Linked DNA regions of Homo sapiens: region 2 is linked to region 1. The links are chromatin contacts, found by Hi-C or POLR2A ChIA-PET in ENCODE. All regions are on one chromosome and are shown on one strand. Each heading gives the region's core, a stretch centred on a gene start or an enhancer-like site at or near the end of the contact. The rest is flanking DNA. Distances are from core to core; before and after follow the strand shown. Region 1 holds the start of BCAT2 (branched chain amino acid transaminase 2). Region 2 holds the start of LHB (luteinizing hormone subunit beta).

What was found. Hi-C counts contacts between places; a loop is a spot of excess contacts on that map. ChIA-PET counts read pairs that join two places held with the same protein, here RNA polymerase II (POLR2A). Pooled maps may share reads with other maps.
Region 2: a loop to region 1 is called in a pooled map, with 2.9 times the contacts of the local background. The contact joins the promoter of LHB here to the promoter of BCAT2 in region 1. A Hi-C loop is called at or near these places in 1 of 50 pooled maps. POLR2A ChIA-PET finds 5 or more read pairs at or near these places in 5 of 52 experiments (HepG2, RWPE1, WTC11 and 2 more).

What each region holds. Positions count from the first base shown.
Region 1 is chr19:48,809,695-48,812,393 of GRCh38, reverse strand. BCAT2 (branched chain amino acid transaminase 2) reads left to right here and starts at 1,365. Exons shown (of 11, transcript NM_001190.4): 1 at 1,365-1,410. The coding sequence starts at 1,387. It overlaps LOC105372432 (a long non-coding RNA gene), which reads right to left. Exons shown (of 3, transcript XR_936017.4): 3 at 1,557-2,050. RefSeq lists silencers at 1-99, 1,176-1,395, a cis regulatory region at 1-286 and enhancers at 1,148-1,442, 1,716-1,785.
Region 2 is chr19:49,015,739-49,018,437 of GRCh38, reverse strand. It overlaps LHB (luteinizing hormone subunit beta), which reads left to right and starts at 1,347. Exons shown (of 3, transcript NM_000894.3): 1 at 1,347-1,371; 2 at 1,724-1,891; 3 at 2,128-2,458. The coding sequence starts at 1,357. The coding sequence ends at 2,370. RUVBL2 (RuvB like AAA ATPase 2) reads right to left here. Exons shown (of 15, transcript NM_006666.3): 15 at 2,468-2,621. The coding sequence ends at 2,596. It overlaps SAXO3 (stabilizer of axonemal microtubules 3), which reads left to right. Exons shown (of 5, transcript NM_001396011.1): 5 at 98-470. The coding sequence ends at 470. RefSeq lists a silencer at 166-355 and enhancers at 1-522, 332-626.

The sequences.
Region 1 (2,699 bases), core at 116-2,615:
GTCAGTGGGCCCCGACCCTACAGCCCGGGGCTGGCGGGTGGGGCAGGAGGACTGGGGCGGAGCGCAGAAAAACAGGGCGACGCCCTGTGAGGGAAGGGTCCCGCGGTTTGGCTGTTTGGGCCTGTGGCTGTTAGGGGTGGCAGGATAGTGACCCGGGGACAGGACTTGGGGGCACTGTGGGGGTAGAATTTGGAGACAGAGTGTCCCAGGGTAGGATTGCCGAGACACGATGGCCGAGGGATACGATTTTTTTTTTTTTTTTTTAATTTGAGACGGAGTCTCACTCTGTCGCCCAGGCTGGAGTGCTGTGGTGCAATGTCGGCTCACTGCAACCTCCGCCTCCCGGGTTCAAGCGATTCTCCTGCCTCAGCCTCCCGAATAGCTGGGATTACAGGCCCCCGGCACCACGCTCGACTAATTTTTGTATTTTTATGTATTTATTTTTATTTATTTATTTATTTTGAGACGGAGTCTCACCCTGTCACCCAGGCTGGAAATGCAGTGGCGCGATCTCGGCTCACCGCAACGTCCGCCTCCAGGGTTCAAATGATTCTCCTGCCTCAGCCTCCCTAGTAGCTGGGATTACAGGCGCACACCACCACACCCGGCTAATTTTTGTATCTTTAGTAGAGACGGGGTTTCACCATGTTGGTCAGGCGGGTCTTGAACTCCTGACCTTGTGATCCGCCCACCTCGGCCTCCCAAAGTGCTGGGATTACAGGCGTAAGCCACCGTGCCTGGCCTTAATTTTTGTATTTTTAGTAGAGACGGGGTTTCCCCATGTCGGCCAGGCTGGTCTTGAACTCCTGGCCTCAGGTGATCCACCCGCCTTGGCCCCCAAAGTGCTGGGATTACAGGTGTGAGCCACCAAGCCAGGACTTTTTTTTTTTTTTTTTTTTGAGACGGAGTCTCACTCTGTCGCCCAGGCTGGAGTGCAGTGGCATCATCTCGGCTCACTGCAACCTCTGCCTCCCCGATTCAAGCAATTCTCCTGCCTCAGCTTTCCGAGTAGCTAAGATTACAGGCGCCCGCCACCACGCCCGGCTAATTTTTTGTATTTTTAGTAGAGACGGGGTTTCATCATGTTGGACCAGGCTGGTCTCTAACTCCTGACCTCAGGTAATCCGCCCGCTTCGGCCTCCCAAAGTGCTAAGATTACAGACCTGAGCCACTTCGCCTGGCAGGGACCGTATTTCAAGTCCTGCCCTCCCACCAGCGCCTGCGCCCCGCAGCAGTGTCCGGCTCCCTGCCGACGCCCTGGAGCTGGGACGGCCTGGGGCGCTGGTCGGCCGCCTTCCCCCAGAAGGAGGCGTGAGCGGGGCGTGGCCGGAACGTCTCTCTTCGGAGCCGCGCCCCGGGCGGGCACAGTTACGCGCCGCACGGATCATGGCCGCAGCCGCTCTGGGGCAGGTGGGTTCGCAGCCCCGCGCCGGGGTCTGGGAAATAACCGGGGGAGGCGCACTTCCGGGAAGACCACTGGCCTGCAGCCGGTCCGACTCGGCGCCGCTCCTCCCGCCCTGGGGTTCCGCTGCAGGGCGCGGAGGAGGATGGCGCCCTTTGGAAAGGAGCACGAGGCTTTAATGGGGTGAGGGGGAGCAGGTAGACGCGGATGAGGTGGGGCAAGTAATTGGCGGGGAGGTAAAAAAAAAAAAAAAAAGGGAAACATGGTGGAGGACCCTGTAATGAGGGAGGCGTGGGGGTGGGGAGGTTGTGATTTGGGGAGCGGAGCCCTGGGGTGCGGTGGGGCATCAGCCTGTGCGGGAGCTGGAATAAAGGGGCCCAGACCTCCAGGGCCGGGTGCAGGTGAAGGCAGAGTTGGACCTCAAGTCTCAGCTCTGGGAATTGGACTCAAGGTCCTATTTTCTTGGAATGAAAGTTGAAAAAAATAAGAGATGGGGATTGCTGTGCTTCCCAAACTCCTATCTGAAGCTTTGCACCTGGATTGGAAATCGAGGCAGCGTCTCATGGTCAAAGTGACAGATGCTGCAGGCTGGCTGAGACGATCCCTTCTGACTGTGCGATGTCAAACAGCAGCAGCGTTTCCCAGAGTCTATGATTTCAGAGAACAAGGTTTCTCAGTGAGGAAGGAAACAGCCAAAGAAAGGGGTCATTACAAGCCTTCACAGCTGCGGTGTAACCTTGGGAGAACTGTCTGTTAACTTTACACCTGACTTTATTTGAGTCTCTTATCCTAGCTGATGAATGTCAGGGCAGAATTTCACTTTTTTCGGCTCTTAGTGACTGATAGGGATAGTCCTGGGATACCTGGGGTATGTGGGCAATCTGGGCTTTAGTGGTGACACTCCTGGACTGTGGTGGGGCAGTACTGGGCTTTGACAGGTCCACTTGGGACTGATGTGGACCGTCTCATCATGGCACAGTTCTGGTGTCATAGAATGGCCCTGAACTCATGATGGGACATTCCTAGGCTCTGATGAAGATAGAGATATCCTGTAATGGAGATAATTGGGCTGAGTCCTCAGCTGTGATGGGGACAGTCCCGGGGTGTGGAGAGGACAGTGCTGGACCATGGTAGGGACAGTCTGGAAGGTACTGGCCTAGACAGCAACATAGGGATAGTCCTGGGGATTGAAAAAGACAACAATGGGATTTTTTTTTTTTTTTTAATTTCAGACCTGGTGAATAGGAAATAAGCCCTGATATTTGGCAGAGACAATGCTGGTTATAATGGGGAAAAG
Region 2 (2,699 bases), core at 98-2,597, 210 kb before region 1:
GCAGGAGTTTGAATGTGCAGACTCCTTAGATCCCGAGGTCTGAAACTCGTCCCCAAGGATCCAGCTGTATCCTCACCATCCCGCCCTGCTCCCACAGGACGGAGCTGTCCGGATACCCCCGCAAGGACTCCCTGACCTACTGGAGCTTCGAAGAGACGCCCCAGGTCTGGAGCCACGGCCCGCAGCGGCCGCCCTGTCCGCGCTCCTCCCGGCCGCCCCGACCACCGCGGGTCCGCGTGCCGCGCGTCAGCCCGGTGACCTCGGCCATGCCGCACCGGGGAGCCCTGTCTCTGGCTCAGGAGTCCTACAGCCCCCTGCTGCACCCGCTCCGGCGGCTCGACCGCTTCTGCCCGCTGGAGGCGCCCTGGGGCGGCCCGCACTGGAAGCCCCTGCGGGGCATCTACAGCGTGCCGAAAGCCTACAGTACCGAGAACTCCAGCTATGGCAGCTTGAAGCCGGCGCTGGTGTGAGCCGTCAGGGCCAGCCCCACCCCAGACCCGCCCCCAGGGCCGCGCTGCCGAGCGGAGCTCGGGACCTCCGCTCACTAGGAAGGGTTCCGGACCCAGCCTGAGTCGCACTCATTACGTCTATTGGCAACGTGGGGGCGGGACTAGCCCAGACACCCACTCAGCTGCGGCATCACGGAGAGGGGACTAAGTCCAGATAATGTCCTTGCAGGCTGTGGCCCCGGGGGCAAGACACGCACCCTGCGGGCGTATTAAATAATGAGTTAAATCACCTGAACCACACCCACTTCCGGGGACGCTCCGGGCATCCTGGCTTGAGGGTAGGGTGGGCGGAGGTCCCTAAGGGAGAGGTGGGGCTCGGGCTTAATCCCTCCTTGGGGGCATCTGGGTCAAGTGGCTTCCCTGGCAGCACAGTCACGGGGAGACCCTCTCTCACTGGGCAGAAGCTAAGTCCGAAGCAGCGCCCCTCCTGTTAGGTTGGACTGTGGTGCAGGAAAGCCTCAAGTGGAGGGTTGAGGCTTCAGTCCAGCACCTTTCTCGGGTCATGGCCTCCTCCTGGCTCCCAAGACCCCACAATTGGCAGAGGCAGGCCTTCCTACACCCTACTCCCTGTGCCTCCAGGCTCGACTAGTCCCTAGCACTCGACAACTGGGTCTCTGAGGTCACTTCACCGTGGTCTCTGCCTCACCTCTGGCGCTAGACCACTGAGGGGAGAGGGCTGGGGCGCTCTGCTGAGCCACTCCTGCGCCTCCCTGGCCATGTGCACCTCTCGCCCCCGGGGGGATTAGTGTCCAGGTTACCCCAGCATCCTATCACCTCCTGGTGGCCTTGCCGCCCCCACAACCCCGAGGTATATAGCCAGATACACGAGGCAGGGGATGCACCAAGGATGGAGATGCTCCAGGTAAGACTACAGGGCCCCTGGGCACCTTCCACCTCCTTCCAGGCCATCACTGGCATGAGAAGGGGCAGACCCGTGTGAGCTGTGGAAGGAGGCCTCTTTCTGGAGGGGCATGACCCCCAGTAAGCTTCAGGTGGGGCAGTTCCTGAGGGTGGGGATCTGAAATGTTGGGGCATCTCAGGTCCTCTGGGCTGTGGGGTGGGCTCTGAAAGGCAGGTGTCCGGGTGGTGGGTCCTGAATAGGAGATGCCGGGAAGGGTCTCTGGGTCTTTGTGGGTGGTGTACCACGCGGGATGGGAAGGCCAGGACTCGGGGCTGCGGTCTCAGACCTGGGTGAAGCAGTGTCCTTGTCCCAGGGGCTGCTGCTGTTGCTGCTGCTGAGCATGGGCGGGGCATGGGCATCCAGGGAGCCGCTTCGGCCATGGTGCCACCCCATCAATGCCATCCTGGCTGTCGAGAAGGAGGGCTGCCCAGTGTGCATCACCGTCAACACCACCATCTGTGCCGGCTACTGCCCCACCATGGTGAGCTGCCTGGGGCCAGGGGCAGATGCTGCCACCTCAGGGCCAGACCCACAGAGGCAGCGGGGGAGGAAGGGTGGTCTGCCTCTCTGGCCTGCGGTTGGGGAATGGGGTGTGGGAAGGCAGGAACAGAGGGCTTCCTGGGCTCCTGAGTCCAGGACCTGTGGGGTCAGCTTGGGAGCTCAGCTGAGGCGCTGGCCTCAGGCACATGCTCATTCCCCCACTCACACGGCCTCCAGATGCGCGTGCTGCAGGCGGTCCTGCCGCCCCTGCCTCAGGTGGTGTGCACCTACCGTGATGTGCGCTTCGAGTCCATCCGGCTCCCTGGCTGCCCGCGTGGTGTGGACCCCGTGGTCTCCTTCCCTGTGGCTCTCAGCTGTCGCTGTGGACCCTGCCGCCGCAGCACCTCTGACTGTGGGGGTCCCAAAGACCACCCCTTGACCTGTGACCACCCCCAACTCTCAGGCCTCCTCTTCCTCTAAAGACCCTCCCCGCAGCCTTCCAAGTCCATCCCGACTCCTGGAGCCCTGACACCCCGATCCTCCCACAATAAAGGCTTCTCAATCCGCACTCTGGAGGTGTCTTTCTGTGGGCTCAGGGCAACCACACATACACAGGGTGGGTGCAGCTTCCCAACCATTTTATACAGAGTCACAGTGTCAGAACTCTGGTGGAAAACAGGGTGGGGTCGGGGGATGACATCCAACTCAGGAGGTGTCCATGGTCTCGCCTTCTGTGGGGAGAAGGAAGGCCACATGGTCAGTGTCGCCCAGGTGGCAGGGCCTGAGCCTTCTACGCCGAGCTCCCTCTT